Linked DNA regions of Mus musculus: region 2 is linked to region 1. A link is a loop called in an ENCODE intact Hi-C map of the cell type or tissue named here. Cell type or tissue: left cerebral cortex. All regions are shown on one strand. Links, peaks and the distances in the headings refer to the core of each region. The heading gives the core; the rest is flanking DNA.

Evidence for each region. Hi-C counts contacts between places; a loop is a spot of excess contacts. Peaks named below come from ENCODE experiments on the same cell type or tissue, not always from the same donor. Only the 100,000 strongest peaks of a DNase experiment are listed, where the experiment ranks them.
Region 2: it touches region 1 in a loop (8-fold over the local background); 3 of 42 quality-filtered maps call a loop at or near these places.

Annotation. Positions count from the first base shown.
Region 1 is chr14:48,985,117-48,997,463 of GRCm38, reverse strand. No RefSeq gene overlaps it. Among named protein-coding and RNA genes, the nearest start is that of Gm36024, 6.2 kb to the right of the region's middle. In left cerebral cortex, for the core only: a CTCF peak has its summit at 6,518; a DNase peak (open chromatin) is centred at 6,511; H3K4me3 peaks cover 765 bases.
Region 2 is chr14:47,739,102-47,751,448 of GRCm38, reverse strand. No RefSeq gene overlaps it. Among named protein-coding and RNA genes, the nearest start is that of 4930538L07Rik, 12 kb to the left of the region's middle. In left cerebral cortex, for the core only: a CTCF peak has its summit at 8,611 (motif pointing left); DNase peaks (open chromatin) are centred at 3,695 and 6,414.

The DNA of each region.
Region 1 (12,347 bases), core at 2,117-10,116:
TACAACATTAAGTTCCATACTGAATAGGTATACATAGAGTACACAACATTGTCTTCCTCCTGATTTTAGAGGAAATGGATTGAATTTCCGTTTAGGTGATATTGGCTGTGGGCTCAATGTATATCACCTTTATTATGTTGAGGTGTGTCCCTTGTATCTCTAATCTCTCCAGAACTTTTATCATGAAAGGGTGTTGGATTTTGTCATAAGCCTTTTCTGCATCTAAGGAGATGATCGTGTGGTTTTTGTTTTTCAGTTTATTTATATGGTGGATTGCTGATTTGTGGATTTACAAATGTTGAATCATCCCTGGATCTCTGGAACGAAGTCTATTTGATCATGTTGGATGATCTTTTTAATGTGCTCTTGTTGGTTTGCTAATATTTTCTTGAGAATTTTTGCATCTATGTTCATAAGGAAGATTGGTCTTTAATTCTCTTTTTCTTGGGTCCTTATGTGATTTTGGGTATCAGGGTAACTGTGGCATCATAAAATAAATTGAGCAATGTTCTTTCTGTTTCTATTTAGTGGACTAGTTTGAGGAGTATTTCTTTGGTAGATTTTTAATTACTGCTTCTATTTCACTAGGGGCTATAGGTCTGTTTAAGTTGGTTGGTCTTGATTTGATTTTGGTAGGTGGTAAATAACAAGAAAAATTATCCATTTCTTTCAGATTTTCCAATTTGGTAGAGTACAGGATTTCAAAGTATATTCTTAAGATTCTCTGGCTTTCCTTGGTGTCTGTTGTTATGTTCCCTTTCATCTCTAAGGTTAGGTGGAGCTTTCCTCCCTGTCTTTTGGTTAATTTGGCTGAGGCTGTCAATTGTATTGATTTTTTCCCAAAGAACCATTTCTTTGTTTCATTGATTTTTTGGGGGGGATTGTTTTGTTGTTATCGTCATTTCTATTTACTTTGCCCTGTTTGATTATTTTTTGTCATCTACTCTCTTGGGGTATGGTTTCTTCTTTTTCTTCTAGAGCTTTCAGATGTGCTATTAAGTCATTAGTATGAGCTCTCTCTCCAGTTTTTTTTTATGTAGTCACTTAGTGATATGAACGTGCCTTTTGAAACAGCCTTCATGGTTCTCACTGGGCACTTTGCCTTTTTGTTTTCGTGCAACTCTAGAAAGTCATTTATTTCTGCCTTAATTTCTGTCTCAACCCACTTTTCATTCAATTGTGATTTGTTCAGCTTTTTGGGTTTGCAAGCTTTTGGTTGTTTTTACTGTTATTCTGTGGTGTGCAGATAGGATGCAGGGTGTTATTTCAACTTTCTTGTACCTGTTCAGGCTGGCTGTGTGTTGAGACTGTGATCAACTTTGGAGAAGGTTCCATGAGTTACTGGAAAAAAAATGTATTATTTTGTGATTGAGTGAAATGTTCTGTAAATATTGTCCAGTGCATTTGCTTTCTAAAACTTCAGTCAGTTCCAACATTTCTGTTTAGTTGTTTGTCTGGATTACCTGCCTGTTGGTGAGAGTGGGGCATTGAAGTCTCCTACTTCAGTGTCTTCTTTATGAACTGAAGATGCCGCTGTGTGTGGTGTAGAAATGTCAAGACTTAATATCCTTTTGATGATGCTATCCTTTGATGAGTATGTAGTATCTTTCCCTATTTCTTGTGATCAGTTTTGAAGACTGTTTTGTCAAATATTAAAATAGCTATACCAGCTTGCTTCTTAGGTCTATTTGCTTGCAAAATATTTTTCACCCAAAATTTACCCTGAGGTGATACTATCTTTGATGTTAAGGTGTGTTTTTTTGAATGCAGCAGAAAGATGGATCCTGTTTTTGCATCCATTCTGTTAGTCTGTGTCTTTTCATTGGGGAATTAAGGCCATTGATGTTTAGAGTCATCAATGAGTAGTGTTTGATGGTTCCTGTTACTTTGTTGTGTGGTTTTCTTTTTCCCTCTCTTGATTTGCTGGTCTGGGAATATTTCTTTCTTGTGGAGTTTTTTGGTATGGTTAACCTCTTAAGGTTGAAGTTTTCTTTCTCTTGACTTCTGTAGGACTGGATTTGTAGATAGAAACTCTTAAATTAAGATCATAGAATGTCTTTTTCCCCCCTCTATATATTGTGATGGAAAGTTTTGTTGGGTATAGTAGTCTGAGCTGGCATTTGTATTTTTTAGAGTTTGTAGAACATCTTTCCAGGCCCTTTTGTCTTTTAGAGTCTCCATTGAGAAGCCAGGTGTTATCTAATAGATCTACTTTTATATATTACATGATATTTTCCCTTTGATGCTTTTAATATTCCTTATTTGTTCGGTATGTTTAGTATTTTAATTATTATGTACCAGGAGAATTTCTTTCCTTGTCCAGTCTATTTTGTAATCCGTATGATTCTTATACCTTGAAGGCACGTCCTTCTTTAGGTTAGGAATTTTTGTTCTATAATTTTGTTAAAAATATTTTTGTGCCTTTGACCTGATTTTTTTGTTTTATTTTGTTGTATTTTCCTCCTTTATCTGTTCTTACTATTTCTAGATTTGGTCTTTCATGGTATCCAAGAGTTCCTGGATGTTCTTTGCCTAAAGTTTTTTAGATTTAACATTTTCTTTCACTGAAAATGTTCTTCTACCTTGTTTTCAGTGTCTGAGAGTCTCTCTTCCATTCTTATATTCTGTTATTGTAGCCTCTGAGGTTCCTATTCAAGTTCCTAAATTTTCCATTTCCAGATTTCCCTCAGGTTTTTTTTTTTTTGAGAATATGGAACTCCTAATGATAACAGCTAACATAACAGTCATAGAATACTCCTGTGGTATATGCTGCTTTAATCTGTACATGAACTCTTCAGCAGATATTGCTGCTATTTTATAAATTAATTGAGGCGTGGAGAACACCAATGGAATTTCACCCAAGTAAAGGAAGATAGAGCCTGGGTCAAACAGGGCAGTTCCCTGTTGGCATCTATACTATTAAATACCCACAGTACATTTCTTAACAAGTAAACCAAAACCAGCTGCTCTGATTACAATATCTGGATTTGCAGTTTTGGATGACTTCACATTCCCAGGATCAGTAGATGAACTATTAGAGCCTCCTTCAGGGTTATTTTCTCCATAAGGAAAGAATGCAAGAATGAAAAAAATTTCAATCTAACCCTCAGATTAAAACCCCTGCTTATAATCAGGCTGTAGGTTTTTATTAGCATAGCTTCAATTTACTTGATCTCAAATAATCTTTGCCTTTCATGCTTAATTGTGCAGCAAAGAACATCACTAATACGTCCTTTCACTGCCCAAGTAAAGACTGGAAACACCTACACCAACATGTTAAACTTAGGTAGTGTGTTGCTTTGTAATTCCAAACACATAGGTAAAAATTCAAGAGCTAGCTGATGCTAATGTTGCTTGAATGCTGGGCTAGGCCAGCCCCAGAGCCTGCTGCACAGTTTGTAGTAATAGGCTGCTAGATTGCAAGGCCTGCCTCAGGTTCATTGTTGAGTAGTGAAGATGATATGGGCCCATCTATACGTGTGCCCAGTTATCTAAGCCAGTAAGCAGCAACAACACAAATATGAGAGTGGCAAGTCTCCCAGTCTCTGCCGTGCTTTTCAGAAGAGCTTTATCTTCTCATTCATCAAAAACAGTGAGCCCCCAGTAAGTATCAAGCACTGTAGGCCACATTGCATGGTGGAGTTTTCGTGCCAGCCACTGAAAGCCAAGCAATGGGATTAGAAAATAAACTCTGTAATACATTAAAAGATGATAAGAAACAGAAAAATCTTAGATCTGACCATAGGGAGAAAGGAGAGTTAGTGAGGTAGAGCTTCAGTTTAAAAACCAGGGTTCAGCATGGCACGCTAGGTTTTGTGTGGATTAGACCTGCACAGCTGCCCTGGGCCCACTCTCAAAAGAACCTACACTTGATGCAGTATTCTGTAGACATCAGGTTGACATTCTCTATAAGCTATCCCTTGAACTTGTATTTCTAAAGCCAAAACAGGAACACATAATCGAACAGAGGCAGTGCTTACACCACAAGTGTCTTAAGTTTGTTGAGATTCTAGTTAAAAAGTTGCATTGGACAAGGTCAACCGTGGTCATGACAGATTGTCCTGAGTGCTCACTTATTACAGTCATGGATGTCCGAAAAACCGGTGAGAAGTAACCAGAGAGGTCATTGACCTGGTAGACTTTCCAGTGGGCCAGGATGGAATGGATGCAAATAACAGCAGAAACAAGAGCCACGAGAATCAGAGGGATGGGTGCTCCATTCCTGACTGTGCAAACAGAGGAAATTAATCTCCTGCCAGATCCAAGCTTATAACCCTTACTGAAACTAAAATGGATGCATTAAATCAGAGCATATGACTTCCTAATAGCAGTATGAAATACGCCGATGGAGAAGCTAGACGAGAACTAAGAACAACAGGGTAAACTAGCACACATGCATGAAGATGTCACAATGAAATCTACTGTTTCATATACTAACTTAAAAGAATAAAAAACAAAGGTGTCTAAGAAAGCTCTACAGCTCCCGCTCAGGAAAGATCTTTACAGTAAAGGTTTTTGGGTTGTTGTTTTGGTCTTTTGTTTGTTTACTTGTTTGTGAGACAAAGTTTCTCTATGTAGCCCTGGCTGGCCTAGAACTCACTCTGTAGACTAGGCTGGCCTTGAACTCAGAAATCTACCTGCCTCTGCTGGGATGAAAGGTGATTGCCGCTATCTCCAGGCTACAATAAAGTTTTAAATTATTTATTATTATTTATAATAATAATAATAATAAAATCAGAGCAATAACTTGATGGCTGAAAGACATGGACAGAATTCTGGACTGAAATGGGGTGAGCACAGAGATCTTTATGATGCTATAACCCTTCAGTGTTCTGCTGGAGACACTGTGGCTTGTGGAAGGTGTTCAGCTCAGCAAGGTCGTTGATAGACCCAAGAGGAAAGAAGGCAGGGAGAAATGACTCAAGACTAGATCTGAGACTGTGGCTCTATCCACTCTGTATGAGGAGTCCTTATCCACAGGGGAAATACATTGAGTGTACTGAATTACCGTGCCTGCCTAAACCAGCCACTTTAGTGGGCCTAATGTCATTTGCTCATATAAATGTTCCCTACCAATTCATTCCTTTTTCACAGTGGCCGAGGAAATGTACATTCATTGTTAAAACAAACAAAGAACCCTTCTGTGCTGCCTGACTTGCAAGTGATGCTGAGACCCTCCCAGGATACAGGCTCAGCAGAGAATATCCCTGCCCTTTATTTGGTTTGTGGGAAGGGAGTGGGAGGCTATTGTTTGGATCCAGGACTGGCAATGTACACTGGAACATTCCTTCTCCACCTAAGCCCTGAGACAACCGCAATCCAGGAAAGAGTTAAGTCAGAAAGAGGAAAATATCTCACCAGCATAGCTTTTAAACAAAAGACATGAAAATGGAGGCTCTCCGTATATGGAAAAATTTTCCCTTTTCATCCATATTGATAGCCAGAGGGGGTTATTATTGAGAATATGGGTAAAGTTACTGCCAGTTTTTGCTGCTACTCGTGTTTAAAAAGAAACTATGGAAACCGAGAGAAGGAATATTAATTAAGTTCAAATTTGGAATGTCTTTGCCAGGCGTGGATGAATGAATTCAATGAAGCAACCTGTTGGGTTGAAACTCAGTGTTTTGTTTGCAATTAAAAGAGTGCTGAACTTTTCATAGATTAACACTTTTTGCAGTAATCTTATTAAAAGGTTATTTCTTCATGAGATTAGTTCTGGAATGCATTTTTTTTCTATTTAAAGAACCAGTAGATATTTTCTCTCCACCCCCTCCCCCACAATTGTAAGTAGCTGCATTACTAAGTATGCCCCCCAATGTTTACAAATGTTAATACATTTACTTGCTAAAAATAACACCAAATGGCACAGACTAGCAAATCCTCAAACACCCCAGCCTTGGCATCTTCCCCCACCTCTAACTGAAGAAACTTGTTACCAGTCTGGTAGATCATTAAGAGATTTGATTTGCAAAAACTAACTTCTCTCACCTGGAAATCCAAGCAACCTACAAGTTACTGGACCTGTTTTAATTTTTTTTAAGAGCCTGTGGTTTGAATATATATATAAACTTTCTAAGGTCCTTGGATAGTTACATGGTCTAAGAGTTATTTATAGCCTGTGACTTTTCTAAGACTGTTTCCAGTACTGAAAGACAGAGGCCCAAGTGGATAACGCTAACGAACAAATCTGAAACGAGACAATTCTTCATTTAAATAAAGCTAGACTAGCTTCATTGGCCACCGCGGGGGGTGGGTGGGGGGTGGGGGGGTGTTAAAGGATGCCCCCACTTTACAATGTGAGTAAGTTGTGGCCGTCGTAGTTCTCTGATTAATTTGCTTCTTTCTGGTAGGGGGATAGCAATGCTGAGGCAAACACTGACGAAACTGGAAATCAGCTCTGTTTAGTAAATGGGAAGCCGCGTTCTAAACACAGACAGCATCCTAAGGGCTCTGCTCGCATGCTAAGCCGCGTGCCTGGCTGATGGGCCGCCGCAGCTGCGGAACAATGCACTTCTCATGGATGGTAGGAGGGAGGCAGTCTTGTTTCAAGTAATACTATTTCTGGGCGGTAATCCAAAATGCGCAGTAGGCAGAAGTTAAAAGGAAGCGCTTGCTTTTAGGTTTTTAAAATATATCCCTTAATCCAGGGTGATGATTGACAATCATGATTTAGAGTATGAGGGGCCGCTCTTTAATCCAGTAAGTTTGATGTTATTTGTGTATCTAGTAGGGCTTTTATTCCACTAAAACTAAGTGGAAGCCTGTGCAATTGATGCCGCATTTCAGAATTGATTCTTGGCCTGTGCTCTATTTACAGATTAGTAAGCACACAGGATCCGGCCTCCTCATCTTTTTGAAATTTAAAGGTCTTGAAAGGCACATTTACAATTAAAATGTTTCTTGCTGTGTACGAGTGTGACCAGGAAGTGACGTTTTTTTCCCCCCTGTGATTTAATTTTTTTTCCCTAAACCAGAAAAGAAGCAGTTTGTAAGATTTTCTAATACAATTATCAAATGGAGCCTTAACCATTCATTCTGTTTACAGGTGGCTGAAATATTGTCGCCGATGCCTCTGTGTAATTTGTTGGAAGCACATTTGAGACATGTTACTGAACGGTCCCCTAGCCTTTGTTCCCCCTGTAGATCTCCATGGACGCTTTTTCTGGAGACTAGATCACTGTGCAGCCATTGTGCGCCTATTGTTTTCATCAACTGGGGCAATACTCTTCATAAAAGGCCCACATGATGAAACCATCATCTCGGAATCAAGAAGTCCAAAACTAAGATATAAACAGAGGGATCAGAGTGAGGGGTGCACTCTACGGTAGGGATGGAACGTGCTTCTTGTCCCTCGAACTGTCCTTGCTGTCCTTTCTTCAATCCTGAATAAAACAAACTGGCCTTAGAAATGAGAGGAGGAAAGGAAAAGCCGGAGTGACAGAGTTTTGTCTGCATTCTGAGGTCTTTAATTGGGAAATTCTTAAAGTAGAACACATTCACTGCGAAGCGTTTGGAAACTATTGAAACAGAGAGAATGCTGTGATCCCTGGTTCAGAGCAAAGACAGTCTTTGTTATATTTGACTTGTTTCGTTGTAAGGTTCTGGACTTCAGGGCTAAAACACTTCCCAGGAGACATTGAAGCTTTGGAGTGGGGACCTGGGTGAGACAAAGGGCTATGGGTTTGCTTTGTGTGAGCAAAACTTTCTGTGATTAAAAAAAAAAAAGAGTAATGGGTCCTTTTTGTGTTTAGAATATACTCTAATGTGATAAGTGAATGTTTACAGTACTGCTGTCTGTTAACATTTCCAAAGGCTCTTTGGCGTGCGCACACGCGCGGGGTGTGTGTGTGGGTGTTTAGGGAATTGTGTATTTGGTATTTAAAGGCTAATAAAAAATTGACAGGGAAATCATGTCAGACTATCTGCTGGAAACCAGCTATCAGTCCATATCCTTCCAGCCTTTAGACTTTCAGGCTCTTGTCATGAGCGGCTGAGTACTCTTATTTTTTTTTTTTTTTAAAGATTTATTTATTTATTATATGTAAGTACACTGTAGCTGTCTTCAGACACTCCAGAAGAGGGCGTTAGATCTTGTTACAGATGGTTGTGAGCCACCATGTGGTTGCTGGGATTTGAACTCTGGACCTTCGGAAGAACAGTCGGGTGCTCTTACCCACTGAGCCATCTCGCCAGCCCCCTGAGTACTCTTATAAACTGCCACTTGCCTGAGCTGTGGCCGATTGATTCATGAGAACTGCGTAGAAAAGTCATCAAATCTTAATGAGGATTTCTGAGACCTGTGATAGGTGGAGCTAAATCTGAGCCCAAGGATTAAATCCAGACTCCTTAGACTGCCAGGGAACAGACAATGATGGCCTTCATCCCAGGAACCAGACCAGACAGGTGGCTTTTCCTTTGCCCAAAGGATTCTTTCTCCCCTGCCTTACACTCTTACTGCATCTTCCTTGAAGGTGTCTTAGTGTCATCTTTGCCTGCTAACTGTAGCCATTGACTCCTCCAAATTCACAACCTCTCCCTCTGCATACAACATACTCTCACTCTCTCACACACACAGCACACTCACATACACATAACACATATACACTCACACCCATATACACATATACATACACATATACACATACATACACACAACACACACAACACGCTCACACATATAACACACACATACATAGCACACACATTCTCACACACATACACACTTACACACACATACACACTCACACATATATACACACACTCATATACATACACTCACACACATACATACACATACACATCCTTACACACTCACACACACTCTCACACTCACACATATACTCACATGCACATATACTCACACACATGCACACTCACACACACAGTCGCATACCACTCACCCCTTCAGTTATCACCACCTCCAGACTCATTATTTGCTTACTGCCTGCCCTTCCGCTTTCCTGTGGGCTCTCACAGCCTAGCACGACTTTATGAAGTGATCTACTGACTATGTGAGTTGCTAACCAGATTAATAAATAAATGAATGGGTTTTCTTAATGAGATAATGGCAGGAAGTACTCAGAACCCTGCACACATCTAGCACAGAGTACTCAAACCTTTCTGACTCCTGAGGAAGACCCACCAAGTTTGTGGTCAGTGTTCTGATGAATTATGACTGTATTTTATCCACCTTTTACAGAAGCAGCAACTCTGAAGCTTGGAAAGAATAGCACTTGTCTAAAGACACATGATCAATATGCACAGGACAGACATTCAAACTTAAACCATCTCATTCCGAACCCATGTGTCTACCAAAACCAGACACTTCCCTTTCTCTAGCAGAAAGCTCATGGTCACTATATGAATAAGCGGGTTAGTGTGCTCCTCACATGAAAGAAATTATAATAAAAGGTAACAGTAGATGCTAGATGTATAGAAAATGCTCAACAAACAGTGATGTTGTTGGTATGTATGTATATATATATCGTATAGCCTACCCAGAAGCAACCAAACCTAATGAAATCAGTAAAAACCTGATTTATATAGGGGCTTGGTTGGGTTGATAGCTGAAAAAAGAAGTTTAATATCTATTTAGTAGGAATGGGTCATTCTTGCAAGGGTGCTGTTTTTTCTTCTTCCTTTTAAATTTTCTCTGAAGCCAGATGTGGTGGGGCATGTCTTTAATCCCAGCACACAGGAGGCAGAGGCAGGCAGATCTCTCTGAGTTCAAGGCCAACCTGGTCTACAGAGTGAGTTCAAGGATAGCCAGAAATACACACTGTCACCCTATCTCAAAATAAAATAAAAATAGGTAAGTAAATAAATGAATGAATTTTATTATTTCTAATATACTCGTGCCACAGATATTTGTCTATTTTTTTTCTGCCCAGTAGTTGCCCCTATATAAAGAGTGATGTTATTATAAAAGTACTGACAGATATCACCAGCACAAGATGAGTCACATAACACAGCAGCCTCAGCCTCAGGTTTGAATCCATTTACTGAACTACTACCGTGAGGTCCATCCTGAGAGGTAGGACCAGCTTCTCCTTAACTCTAGTGCGGGGTAAACTGGGAACCGCCACCAGGGCCCCTTAATCCCTTAGTGGAAGGCTGAGAGTCCTAGACAGCTATCTTGAGTCAGATCTCGAGGAAAACAGTCTGACCACAGGAAAATCAAACTAGAACAACTGGAGGAATGAGTGCTGGCAACAGAAACACCAGACAAAACTTCGTGTGTGGGGGAAGCCAGCCACAGAGGGATAAAATAAAGTCAAATTCAGGTTCTGATGATGATGGTGATGATCTCAGAGGCAGGAGGATCAGGAGTTCAAAGTCACTCTCAGCTATATAGCAGATCTGAAAGCAGAAAGCTACTTGGCTTAATACCTCCCAGCCCTGCAAAAGGAATCTCCCTCCCCAGGGAGCAATTTCAACACAGGGGTCATTCCTTGCTCGACAGCTTCTGTTATGCTGCATCAAACTCACAACTTGTCTGAAAACCCCACTGTTAAGGCTTCATTATGGTATTAAAAAAAAAAAAAGGTATTTCCAGAAAGGGTAACATAATGAGCCTTTCCATGAATGGATATATTATGACTTTCAGCCCTGGCTGCAGCTTGGAAACACAGGGAGTACCGCTTTGTTGGTAGTGTTCTCTCCATACCTATACCCACTGTCAGAGACTCGGGCAGCTGGTCAAGGATGGGGGTGGGGTCCGGGCCAGGCGTGCACGCGCACGCGCGCACGTGTGTGTGTGTGTGTGTGTGTGTGTGTGTGTGTGTGTGTGTGTGTGTGTGTGTGTGTGGTTTAAATGAAAGGTGTCTTTAATGTGCAGTTCAAGTTGTGCTCCATCGGTTTGAGTGTGAAAAATTTGATCATCTCCTTTCTGGAGGGCAAGTTTTGATTGGGAAGGCCAGAAAATGGAGTTTGGCTGAAGGGACGCAGGGAGAAAGAAACACCTGGGGTGGTTATAGGGAAGTGGGGGGAGTGCAGATTAGGATGGGGAAGTGCTGAAAATAAACTATTTGTCAGCTTTGCCTAGGGCTGGCTCTGACCCAGGACGTGAGGGAGATAAGAGGCAAGGAGGAGCCTGAGCTTAGGGACGTGCATCTTCATAAATACATATTTAAAGCTCTCTCCCAGCGTTCCGAACGCCACCGGGTCCTGGGAGCTGACCACCTTTAACAAAGCCATTTTAGTTCCTGCAGGAATGGTTCTTCTGCCTTAACCCTAAAGTAAAAACTTCAGCCAAAGTGAGGATTAAAGTCTATCATGGGCCCTAGTGAATGAGGGCCTGCGTATGGACCCCGTGGGATGGTTTAGGTAGGAAATAAATTTTACTGTGTTATTTGGAAATCGCTGTACAAATGATTTTTGTTTTTTGTTTTTTGTTTTTGTTTTTGTTTTTTAATTAAAATCCAATTTCCTCAAATTGCTTTTGTTTGCTCCTCCATGGCAGGAACAGCTTGCCCCTTGCTCTGTTTTTCTGTTGTTTCATTTGTCAAGAATGTTGATGAGCTGTGTCAGAGCTTCGCTGTACCTCCGCCCTGCCACCTCTGAGAGGTGCTGTGGCACTGTGTACGGAGCTCCCGCAGCCTGGTTTGGAAGCCAGCTCTCGACCTTGGGTGAAGCTCATGCAGATTTCCGTGTCCCATCTGTAAAATGGGAACCATACCACTTCTAACGCCCACCTGGGACTTCAGTGGCGACACACGTGAAATTGCCTTGCCAATGTTAGTGGCACGGCAAGGAAGGGAGTGGGTTATTTGGAGATGATACAAGTTGCACTCAGTTTGTGGGCACCACTTTAAAATAGAGGTGCTGATCTGACTTGAGGCCCAACTGAGGTGACAGCTCGAGGTCATCACCATGGTGCCTGGGAACATCATTCATTGGATGTTCTGTCTGTCTGGACCACATAGACTGAAATGATGGAAAACTGAGTTTGTGTCTCCATCCTTCGTGTCAGACCAGAGTTCCGTCTTAACACCATCATAACTGTAGGTTCCTTAATCCCTCGCTCTTGGGGATGTGAGAGTCTCCCAGTACATTCAATCAATGCAACATCTGGGTAAAGCAGAGCCCCACTGGTGGGTTTAGGGTTGTCAGTCAGAATTGTGTGAGGCTTCTAACCTGTAAAAAGAAGGAAAGAAAGAAAGAAAGAAAGAAAGAAAGAAAGAAAGAAAGAAAGAAAGAAAGAAAGAAAGAAAGAAAGAAAGGAAGGAAGGAAGGAAGGAAGGAAGGAAGGAAGGAAGGAAGGAAGGAAGGAAGGAAGAAAGAAAGAAAGAAAGAAAGAAAGAAAGAAAGAAAGAAAGAAAGAAAGAAAGAAAGGAAGGAAGAAAGAA
Region 2 (12,347 bases), core at 1,811-9,810, 1.2 Mb after region 1:
TTGCAGGTGACCGTGTGCATCTGGACAGCTCTGGGAACTGCATATACTCTCCCGGCCACTCATCTCATCTGGCACTGCTTTAGACTCAGGCTTCTTTAGCCTTTTGATATTAAAAGCCAACATTGTCATCTAGAAATTTACACCTGATAACTGTGTGATCAGGTTATAAGAAAAAAAATCAGAACAAACATGGGGCTGGAGAGACACTTCAATCATTAAGGGGACTTTCTGCTTTACAGAGGACCCCAGTTTGGTTCCCACCACCCACATCAAATGGCTGCTCCAATTCCAAGGGATCTGTGTCTTCTTCTGGTCTCCAAGGACTATGGTATGCACACATACACTCAGGCACTCACACACAATTGTTTTCAATTTTATATTGCAAGCAAAACTTTCCAATGTTTGTTTACATGTGTTCATTGTGTGTTGTGTGTACTGGCTACTTTTAGTGTGTGCATGTGCATGTGGGTGCATGTGGGAGCCAGAGGTGGACATCAGATGTTTGTCCCTTCTTAGTCTCCACCGTGTGTGTGTGTGTGTGTGTGTGTGTGTGTGTGTCTGTTGTTATTTTATATGCATGGGTGTTTTGCCTGTAATGTGTATCTGCACCTCGTGAGTGCCTGGTGTCCTTGAAAGCCAGAAAAGAACAGAGTTACAGATAGTTGTGAGCCACCAATGTGGGTGCTGGGAATTGAAGCCCTGTCCTCTGGAAGAGCAGCCAGTGCTCTGAACCAGAGCCAGCTCTCCAGTTCCTCCATCTTTATTTTTCAAAACAGGTCCTCTCGCGGAATCTGAACCTTATCACTGCACCTAGGCTGGAGAGTGGAGAATGGCTCCAAGTGCTTCTGTATTTCAATACTTGGTTCCAGTTGGTAGAACTATTTGCAAAGCAGTTTGGAAAGAAATGCTTGCTAGGAGGTGTGGCCTTGTTGAAGGTGAGCCACTGGGGGCAGCCTTTGAGAAAGGAGAGCTCTCTCCCCTTCCCCTCTTCCTCTCCCCTCCCCGCTCTCTTCCTTGTGCTTGTCAATTAAGATGTGAGCCCTCCTCTACTGCTCTAGTGCCCTGCCTGCCTGCCTGCTGCCATGTTTCTCCACCATGATGTTTATGAAGTTTCTTTGGCCATGATGTCTTATCACAACAAGAGAGAAGTAATTAAGACAGAAGTTGGTACCAGGGAGTGGGCTGTTGCCTTGAGAGGACCGATCATTCTGTTTTGGGGAGAAATGTGGAAGACTTAGGACAGAGAAAGCAGTAGAATGCTGTAAGCTAGTTTTATGGGCTATCCTAGTAGGAGCTTATATAATAGTGCTAAAAGCAATGTGGACTACAGAGACAAGCTCAGGACGTCTCAGAGGGAAACAATATCGGTTATAATTGAGACCATTCTTGTGATATGTTGGCAAAGAACTAGCTGCTTTTTGCTCTTGTCCTTAGAATCTGCCTGAGCCGGGTATGGTGGCACATGCCTTTAATCCCAGCACTCAGAAGGCAGAGGCAGGCAGATGTAGGAAGCGGGTTCGGCTGCATGGGCCTAGACAGTGCCCTGGCCCAGTGCCAGGCCCCGTGAACCCCACATGTTTACTGCCTTGCAGTGAGGCTGCATGTGTGGGCTGCCTGCCAGGCTGGACTGTTCCTCGTGATCCGGACCTGTCAGCCTATCGGTGACTGACCTGAGCTGGTATCTGGAGCATGTGTGATTTCTGATTGGATGAGGTGGTGTGGAGCGAGATGAGGTTGGTCTGCGCGAGTATGGGAGGGTCGATGTTGTTGTCCTTGCCCTAAGTGGAAGAGATTGTGGTAAGAAAAACTGCAAGAAGGAGTAAAAGAAGCTGTTGCGTGAACCAGACTTGGTATCCGCGTCGTTCTTGTTTCTGCGGGTCGGAGACTGCAGGCGGCGAGGACAGCGACAGGCGGATTTTTGAGTTCGAGGCCAGCCTGGTCTACAGAGTGAGTTCTAGGACAGCCAGGGCTATACAGAGAAACCCTGTCTCTTGCGCGCGCTCGACTGGCCAGGAAGAACGACGCTGCAACAGGATCCTTCTGCACACGTTTATTGGGAGAGCTTGATTGTAGAGGCGAAAAGACCTCGAGCCCAGAACTGGTGCTGCTTTTATAGGCCTAGGAGGGACGTGTCTCACACCCGGATTGGTTATGCACTAAGCCTTATTTGCATGTTCCTCATCTGATTGGCTACTCTCTCTCAGTACCTTACAGAACCTCATTATCATACCTCATTTGCATGTCTCACATCTGATTGGTTATACTCTCAGTACCTTACAGAACCTCATTATCATGCCTGGGCCAGGCAGTGTCTTTGCAAAAAACTTTACTGCATATGTACACATTGGTTGTTTGTCCAATCTTATGCGTGGTGGCCAGCAGTAGTCAGTGCCACTCAGCAACGGCACATGTGGCTTCCCACACCTGTCTCAAAAAACAAACAGACAAACAAAAAGAATCTGCCTGAGGCTAAATTTAGAAGTTTTTGGATTTGTCCTTGGCAGAAGAGACTTCAAGGGAGCCTAACATGGTTATTAGCATAACAATAGCAAAGTAACAAAGCCAGGTAGCAGCGGAGTTTCAGGGCTCCATATTTCTGTTTGACCCTCTTCATCCCCCAGCACTAGAGTTACAGGAAAGAACTAAGTTGCCTAGAATTTTTTTACAGGAGTGTGTGAGATTAAATCTCAGGCCCTCATGCCTGCATGGCAGACACTTTCCTGAGTTATCTCCCCAGCCCTCCCATAATGTTTTAAGTATGTTTATTATTTTGTCTTGGGCTAATTTCATATCTGTCTTCAGCTGCATTTGGCCTACAAGCCCACAAGTTGGACATGCTAGCTACCCCCCTACCAGTCAAAATGGGAGAAGGGAAATCGCCCGGAGGTTTGAAAGCCCATCTGGTACCTGAAGCCTGGGACTTCTGTAAGAATGTGAGTCTGTCTCCAGCCACACAAAATGGGGTTGAGATTGGCTTGTACAAGCATTGTGAGGGAAGAGCGCTCCGATGCAATGGCAGCCGCAGTGAGCAGTGCTGATCGTGCCCTTGGAGGCTTGTCAGTGGCTTCTGAACCTGCGGGGAAGCAGCTCTTTCCAGGCAGACAGAAAAACTGGCCACCAGAACCACTGATGTCCCTCCCTTCTTGTCACTCCCTTGCTTTCCCAACATTTTAGCCTCTGTAGCCTGGCTCCTGGTGGTACATTTCTTAAGGAGAGCCTTGGCGTTCCAAGAAGTTGAAAGTCAGTGGATGCCTCTTCCTTATGCTCTCTTAGAACCTAAAAGTTTGTTTGCTCATCCAGGAAACCCGGAGAGCCCGACACAAGCAGAGGGGATTTTAACTAGACTGTGTTTGGGGCAGCAGTACTCATTTAAATAATGGTGAAAATATGGTTTTGAGCATGATGTACGAGGCTCGGGGTTCCCAAGTGGCCCTGGCTCCTGGGGTAAGAAAGGTCTGCAGAGCTGGTCCCCGGTGTTCTTCAGTTCTGCCCACCTCCGGCTGGGCTCACAGGGCAGGCTGGGAGCACGGCTGGATCTGAGAATCAGAAGTGGATTTAAGGAAGGGAGCACTCGAAGACTCTTCAATCAGCCTTCCAACCACTAAACAAGCTTTTGGGACACGTGTTTCACGAACGAGTGCACACATGCACACACAGACGCAGAGCCAAGGGAGGAGATTTCAGAGCAATTGCAGGCTTGTGAGAACTGCCTGGGAACGGTGGAAAGGAATTTCTAGAGTCAGCCTCCAAAAATAGCTCCAGCCCCGGGACTGAACAGACATGAGAATGGAGCAGAAGCCAGTTCTTCCTGAGCAAACACCTTTGACCGAGCCAGCAGCCCCTGAAACAGGCACTGGCCTATCTCTCCTTGGTGGAGGCAAGGGCAGCCCTGTCTCTTTGAGGTCTCCTGAGATAACAGAAAGAGAAAGTAGAAAGGGCAATGAGTAACCCAGGGTCACTCCTACAACCTCACGTCCCCTTACCGAAGAAAGCCCAGCTTTTGCTGCCTTTGTGAAACCTTGAGATCTTTTCACAGCATACTAGAAAGTCCTTTGCATAATTTAGTGTAGGATGGGAACAGTAGCCACATGTGTAAGGCTCGGCAGGGTTGCCATTTATACCTAAGAGGCCAACAGCAGACTGAATCTCGGATCTGCTTGGTCAATCTAGACACTCAACCCTGGGCTGCAATTGAAGGAGCCTGAGGGGTTAACTTGATAGAGCCAGAACCTGGTGACAATAATACCATTCCTACCAGGGGATGAAGGTCCTAGTGCCCTGCTGCTCAACTGAACCTTGACTGGCTGTGTAGTGATCTTGGGGGAAGTCATGGATCACTCTTAAGCCTGTGGCTTTTCATTTGTACAATGGGCTAGAAAGGGAACCCACTTCATTAGTGCTGACAGTAAAATAAGATGGATGTAGCCAGCACAGCAGTTGGAACACAGCAGTCATTCAATGAACACTCACGACCATGGCTAGTATTTGGTCAATGAAAGCGATCTGATGTGGCAACTTGAAGGGTTCTTTGGAGAGTCCGTTCTGTCAAATGGTTTTTGCTGGGGCAAACACGTGAAGGAGTGTTTTCTTGAAGCAGACATGGGTGAAAGGATGTTTGGCTAAAGCACATGAAAGGCCACATGATGAAGGATTCTCCGCTAACAACATGCATACATTGGCCCACCTTACATTGTGCAGTTGAGCTCCATTTGTGGTGACTCCATAAAGAGAAACACACCAAAAAAACAAAAACAAAACCTCTGGAGGTGTGCTGGTGGCTTCTTGCTGCTTCCAGACTTGGGCTGATTGACAGAGTGATATCAGCTGATACAAACTCAAGTAAAGTTTTGCTAAAACAGACTGAAGTGCTGAGGCAAGACCCATATAGGACATGTGATGTTTAAAGGGCATATAAATACAACTCAAGAGTCTGTGAGAGGGGCTAGATTGTAGAGCTAGCTTACAACACTTGGTCTGCACTGATCTCCAGCTCGTTGAGCAAGGCTAGGCACAGAACTTCTCCTTGCGTCCCTGGTGGTCCTGGTCCCTCCTGCTGACTTATGCCAAATCAGCTGAGGCCTGGCTGTCTCTGCTAGGTCATGCCACCACTGCTCCTATCCCCACACTACAAACTGGAGTGCTGGTAACATGTGTGAGGTGTTTGCAAGTGGACGGAGCTGCCACTGCTGACCTGTGAACTGAACTGTTGATTTTCTGACAATGCAGATAAGATTTGGTCTAAAGAACAATTTCTGAACAGATCCACTTCCCAGCATATCCTAATAATCTTTCTTTTCCACTACCTCTGGTGGGTGGTGGGCTAGAAGGAATGTTAAAACATTTAAGAACCTGCCAGTGCCTGACAAATACAGAAGGAGATGCTCAAAGCCATCTATTGGACTGAGCACAGGGTCCCCAATGAAGGAGCTAGAGAAAGGACCCAAGGAGTTGAAGGGGTTTACAGCCCCATAGAAGGAACAACAATATGAACTAACCAGCAACCCCAGAGCTCCCAACCAAAGAGACTAAACCACCAACCAAAGAGTACACATGGTGGGACTCATGGCTTCAGCTACATATGCAACAGAGGATGGCCTAGTCGGTCATCAATGGGAGTAGAGGCCCTTTGTCCTGTGAAGGCTCTATGCCCCAGTGTAGGGGCATTCTACATCCTCCTGGCTGGTATGTTAGTATCAATCCTTAGTTTTCTCATCCTTAGAAATGAGCGCCATAATCTGTCCACCCCACAAAAGGGAAGTCAAGACTGAGGCAAACACTTGTCCCCCTGAGGACCTCAGTAAAGGGTTTTGTTACGTCCCCAGGACCCCTGTAAATGGACTCTGGTGTCAGTATTTAAGAGTGGCCTCCCCTCTACTGTGTCACCTTCCTGGCTCTGCAGCATCCTTTGCTATCTTGTGGCTAATGGCCCCCCATCACAACTCTTGCTCTCGAGCTGTTGGGCTTCATTAATTGTAGAAATGTACTAGGCACAACCCTCTTGAGACTTCTACTGTGCCCCAGAATAGTGTGCAATTCTTCATATTAAAAATGAATGAACCTGAGTCTTTTTTCCTATCCCAAGCCTCCTGGGGCACATTGAAAACTATAATCAAAGTAGTCTAAGCAGTTGGCACAAGCCCTGACTAAAGGCAGGCTGCCTCTCCAGTCTCACTTTAAATAAATTCTTTCCAGGTGTGGAAAGGGCTATTGAATATCCTTAGATGACTCTGGCTCATTCCATCCAACTGGACTCCCCTTCTGGGAATTTTCTCCCTCTTATCCACAACCTCCACACTTCCTGCCCTTCGTAGGGTTGTGTGTGTGTCTGTGGGTGTGGGTGTGTGTGTTCGTGCGTGTGCACGCGCATTCGTGCCAGGAAAACTGTTACCCCACACTAAGCACTTGCTGTTTTCCAGGCAGGCACAGGATGAGCACTTTCTACACAGAGCACTCTCCTGCTGCTCATTGCTGCAGAGACAGAGGAACTCACATGGCCTGCCCAAGGCATAAATTAGCAGATGCCTAAACTCACCTCATTGCCAGGAGCTGCCAGCTTTCTCCAGCTTCTCTTCTCTGCTGGCCTCATCCACCATTTCTCTCATCAGAGGCTGGCTCCCTGAATTCTCAATTGCTCCAGCCTCCCCGATGACCTCACTGTCCCCTTCTCCTCACTCTCCCCACATCGCCATACTCACTCATTAACAAAACATTACTAGGTTACTAGCATGCTCTTATGTCTCAGCACAGTAGTGGACTTTGGGGGTTATCAAAACGAGTAAGACTGCCCTTAAAAGGTGCTCACAGAATTAGGAAAGTCTGATGGGTGAACAAAAAATAACACTGGATGGAAGGCTGTGTGGACTGTGAGATAGATTGGAAGGTCTTTTTAGTGTGCACACAGGATTGAACGGAGCTGGAAATCATTGTGGTGGTTTAAACAAAAAAATCAATGGTATTTTGTTTGATTTTTGAATCTTTTGTTTGCATACCCTAAAGTCTGGAAGTGAGACATTCCTAAGATGGGACATTTTCAATGGCTGCAAAGCTTATTCTTCCTACAGATTTTGGCCCTGTCCTTCATGGCCACAGGATGGCTGGTGCATCTCTAGTGGCCCTACTTTCTTCAAAGCCCTCACATTGGAACGTTCTGCTCTTATTTTTTAACTGTCTTTGACCACCCCCCCCCAACCCCTGCTTGCTACATTTAAAGCATTCTTGTGATTTCATTGCTCGCTCCCAGAGAATCCAGAATAACCTACCAGTCATTATTCTGGGGTCATTATTCTGTCTGCTATACCACAAAGCAGGAAACACTCTCCTACCTCTGGGCTGGCAGGGTTAGGTGAGGAAGTTTACCAACAGGACCCCACCGACCCCTGGGGTATCTTCCTGGGGCTGGGAGCTGTTGGGTGTATGCACCCCACACATGCTGTTGACAGCTGTCCCCCAGGATCAAGTAGATGGAAGACACCAGGGAAGGTGCTCCCAGGCCACATCCCTCCTATGCATTCGGCTGACACAGCTTAGTGCTGCAGCTCTGGGGGAAGCTTTAGAAGCCGCAGCAGCCCTACCTTCGAGCAAACAGTGGAAGGCATACTTAGAACTAGCATGTGTAAGGCACGTGGGCCCAAGCTACCAGACAGGCCTAAGAAGTGGTAAGGCCGAGTGAGCTTAGACCATGGGAATCTCCGAGACTTGAGAACGACAGGAGTCAGGCCACTTCCTATCTGTCTCTGTACCTGCTCTGGATCATATAATCACCCAACAGAGAGGACCATGGGGCACCCAGTCACAGAGCATAACACCTGGAATGCTCCCCCACGCTAATGAGGCATTTCAGCACCCCAAGCATTCACCCAGAGACTTCCTGGGTATTCCTTCCCCACAAGAGGTCTATAATCCCTGGTCCACCCCAAATAAAGTGTATGTATTTACACTCACCACCAACTAAAGCAATGTAAACAAGCAAGGATAGCCTAAAACTCCCAGAAAAGGCTCTCTCTCCTGTACTTATCCTTCACTCCCAATCAGAGTAGATCCTGTTCTACCTTGGGCTCCACATCACCCTTTCTGCCTGGCACCCAAATGCCCCGAGTGCTCCTGACTCCTTCTCCCAGAGGTACCCTGGCTGCACCCAGGTACCCAGAGAGACTGGTGAGCACAGCATTTGTCCCAGACCCTACTGTTTCCCATTCTGGTCCTGCATCTGATGCCCCAGTGGGAAAGATGGGTTGTGTAGACTCTCCATTCTGGACTTTGCTGTCCCTCCTCCTAGTGGTGTGCTGGCAGCACCTGGGCACCCCTACCCCCACCCCTGGCAGAGAGGGAGACCACAGCACAACAAAAATGCAACAAACTTAGCCTGGGAGGGCCTGGCATTTGGGGAGTAAGCATTTAAAAATACAGTTGGCTTTCAGCAGCAAAGCTGGAGATCTGTAGACCACGAGAGCTTGTGTAGCAGGCGTTTTTAGTACAGAGGCCTGTCCTTGCTGCTCTGAGTGTCTGATTATGTACTGAGGCAGCCATCTGGCCCTCTGAGGGATTGGCTGTGCCTCATCTGTCCCAACTCAAGGTTCCAGGGCTACTAGTGCAGTTTCTGGGACTCTCCTGCCCTCTTGTGCTGGGGTGTAGTAAGCCCGTTCCAAGGTGTGATACCGGCCACTCACTGTTGGCTAGATCCTCTAGGAAGGTGGGCATGGAGTGAGGAGGAAAGCGGGGAAAGGCAGTTTGATTTGCTTCTGTGTGGCTAACATACCATGATTCGGGTTCGAGTTCTCCATAGAAAGGACCATTTAGAGAGACGAGAGTCGGGTGCTACATGTTTAATCTTTAAAAGTGAAAAACATGTACGTAACTTGAAAGGTGCTTTTGTGCAGCTGTAGAAAAAGCAGCCGTTTCCTCTGCAGTCCTAACTCACACTCTCCATAATGACTTGAGTTCTTAGCTCTGGTGGATTTCTAAACGTGCAGTATGAAGTCCCGAGTATCTAAAACGTATATATTCAAATATACAATAAAGAACATGTTTGTTTTTTGCTTTTCAAAACAAAACAAAACAACAACAAAAACGAAAAACAAAAACAACAGGAGGTTGCTGAGCCCACTGCTCTGAGTTTTCACAATTCTGGAGCAGTCACTCCAGAGCTGGAGGTGATCATGTGAAGCTGATCAAGCCACCACATGTGGCTGTGACATCTGGTGTTCTACCACACAAGCCATACCCAATCAAGCCTGAAAACTCACCGCACTGGAGAATGGGTTCTAGGGAGCAAGGACGTTGGGTACCGTCCCCTGGCATTTAAAGAGTCTAAGGCGGTGGATCTCAACCTTCCCGATGCTGTGACCCTTTAATAATGTTTCTCAGGTTGTGGGGACCCCCAACCTTAAAATTAGTTTCACTGCTACTTTACAACCACATTTTTGCTGTTATGAATCATAATGTAAATATCTGATATGTAGGATATCTGACATGCAAACCTCGTGGAAAGGTTTGAGGGGTTGCGGCCCACAGGTTGAGAACCAATGGTCTAAGCCACCTAATTATACTTGGTCTCACTCGTTCTAGATCCTATTCCACGTGCACCCACTTAGGTCAACCGCTGATTTAAGGTCAACCGCTGCATCTGAGCCTCTCTCCAAACAAAGCGATCAGGCCACTCCAAGCTATATCTCTGTAGAAACTCTCAACTCTCCTTTTGTGGTCTAACAATGCCTGAAATATTCTGAAATTAGAGGTAGTGAACCAATGCAAACTGGTTTTGGGTGCACGCACAATAAGGCAAAATGAACTTTAACAGAAAGCCTATTTACTATATTATGCCTATGCATAATGGGGCATGTATATGATTAAAAGCAGATGCACCATGGAAGATGCAGACAGTGAGCCAAGACTTGAGGAACCTAAGCCTATCAACAAAAACAGAACACTACCAACATTCTTCCCCTACCAATCTACTTCTGAACCTGCAAAAGCAGCAGTGGGCCCATACACTGCTCTCTGACAGCAAGCATGCCCGCCCTAGGTCCTTGCCTTGCTCCTTTGCTGCTTGCATGTACTTCAATTCTTTCAATAAAACATTTAGAATCTGGAAGCCAGTCCAGAGAGCATGAGTAACGTTACTACCTCCTCTCCTGACTCAGAATCCTACTCACCCAACCCTGTCCCCATCCCATGGCCCCAGCAAGGTAAAGATTCTTATCTCTTACCCTGAGTTTACAAAGGCACCTCAAAGGCACTAGAACATAACTGAAATGCACTGCCCTGAAGAGCAACTCTGAGCACTTCATTAGACCCTAGTGCTGGGGTTGTACACAATCATTCACAAGTCTTATATATAAGTGTTCTAGCTCTCTCTGTAAGAACCCAGCAAGGGAGGAGAGAAGCTCAATTAAAGAAACAAGTTCATCAGATTGTCCAGTGAGCAAGTCCATGACAAGCTTTCTCAACTACTAACAGATAAGGGGGCCCAGTCCACCGTGGCCAGTGCCTCCTCTGGGCAGGTGGTCCTAGTGCAAAGTAAAAGCCTGACCAAGTCTGTACAGAGTGTTCATCCATGGCTCCTGCCTCTGCTCCTGTTAGAATTCACACCCTGAGCTCCCTCACTGACGGGCTGTGGTTAGGATATGTAGCCAAATACACACAGGGGCTGTGGTAGGGTGTGGAGACTTTCCACTGCCACAAGTTGTTTTTGGTCATGGTGTTTATCACAGCAACAGAAAGCAAATTCCAGTGTTCATCCCCAGAGTGGATAAGCCAATGATAATTTACAGTATACACAGAAATATAAAGAACTATTGTTTACTACTGGGTCAAAGAAGTCAGACAAAAGTACCTACTGTATGTTTCCATTTACACAAAATTGAGAGAGTTCAAACTAACCTCAAGTGACAGAAAGCATATCAAGAGCTGCTGAACAAGGAAGTAAGGGGACGTAGAGATCCTTGTGGTTAATGGGTTTGCTCTTTATCTTGGCTGTAGTGTTTCATAGGCACACAGCAAAATGTGCCCAACTATATACATGTATATGTATATATACAGACAACTGCTTAACAACAAAGTAAGCCAAATACAGACCGTGACGGTACAAAAAAACAAGGGGCTGCCTGTTACTTTCTGTGGAACATAAAATAGCCACTACACAGATGATCTAATGGTACCTAACAGAAATGAGCATACAAACTCTTTACAAACAGCAAGTTCCATCCCTAGGTGTTTATCCACTGCCAAATAAAGCAAATGGCAAACTAACTTACACACCTTTTGAGAGCATACCAAACACATTGCTAAGAGGAGGTGCACAGCTATCTGGTTACGTGACAGCATGGACGTGATGTTCAATTTCACTGTCAGGTAGTGGCCATGGCAGCATCTGAAAAGGGAGATGGGGCCAGGGGAGTCCACTTAAGCCAGGCAAGCATGTTAATAACTCTAACGATGACAGAAAGCTGTGTTGCCTCTCATTTTCTACAGGCTTGAAGTATTGTTTTAATATTCTCAAAGACAACAAATTTCTACATGTCAAAATTTGCAAGAAAGTAATCCACAGGAAAATCTACAGTCTAAAATGAATTTATTAAAAACAAATTTTATACAAATGTTATCAAAGAACAATTGAAAATTATAAAAATATAGAACAAGATGCATATTTTTAAAAGTGTGGATAGTTGCCAGATGTCATTAAAACTCCTGAAAAGAAACAGTGTGCAAAAACAGGAGCTCTCTATTTTTTGGTCTCAAAAGAAAGGAGTTCCTTTAGATCTAAAAGACTTTATTATTTCTATCAATATTCAATGTACTAAAATTAAAACCAAGAAAAAAATGTTAAAGCTTTTTTCATACAACATACAAGATTATGGTCTCCCCTCCCCCAACTCCTCCCCATTTCAACACCCACCCAACTCATGGCCTCTAAAACCAACAAACAAACAACAAACAAACTCATTAACTAAACCAAGACACATTCAAACGAACTCAAAGCAAAGTTCTGCACACTACACCTGGGTTATTTCATGCTGGGCAGCTCCTCCCAGGCAGAGAGCCTGCCCTGAAGGGTGGTTCAGATACTCAGGGAGATGCCACTGCAGCAAGCTTTTCCTTTGCCGAGGAGTTTCTACTGCAGGTAGCTTCTTGGTAAGGGGTAAGAGTGGGTGTCTCCTTCCCCTAGCAGTGCTGGGACCCCATCTGACTTGAATATGTGGTGCTGCCAGTCCCTGTGAGTTCCCATGTGAGTCAGCCCTGTTGTGTCTGTTGTGGTTCCCTGGGGCAGCACAGATGACAACAGAGTGAAAAGAGCAGGCTATAGTATCTTATGAAAGTAGTTTTAACCTTCAACATCTCTAGAAATCAAA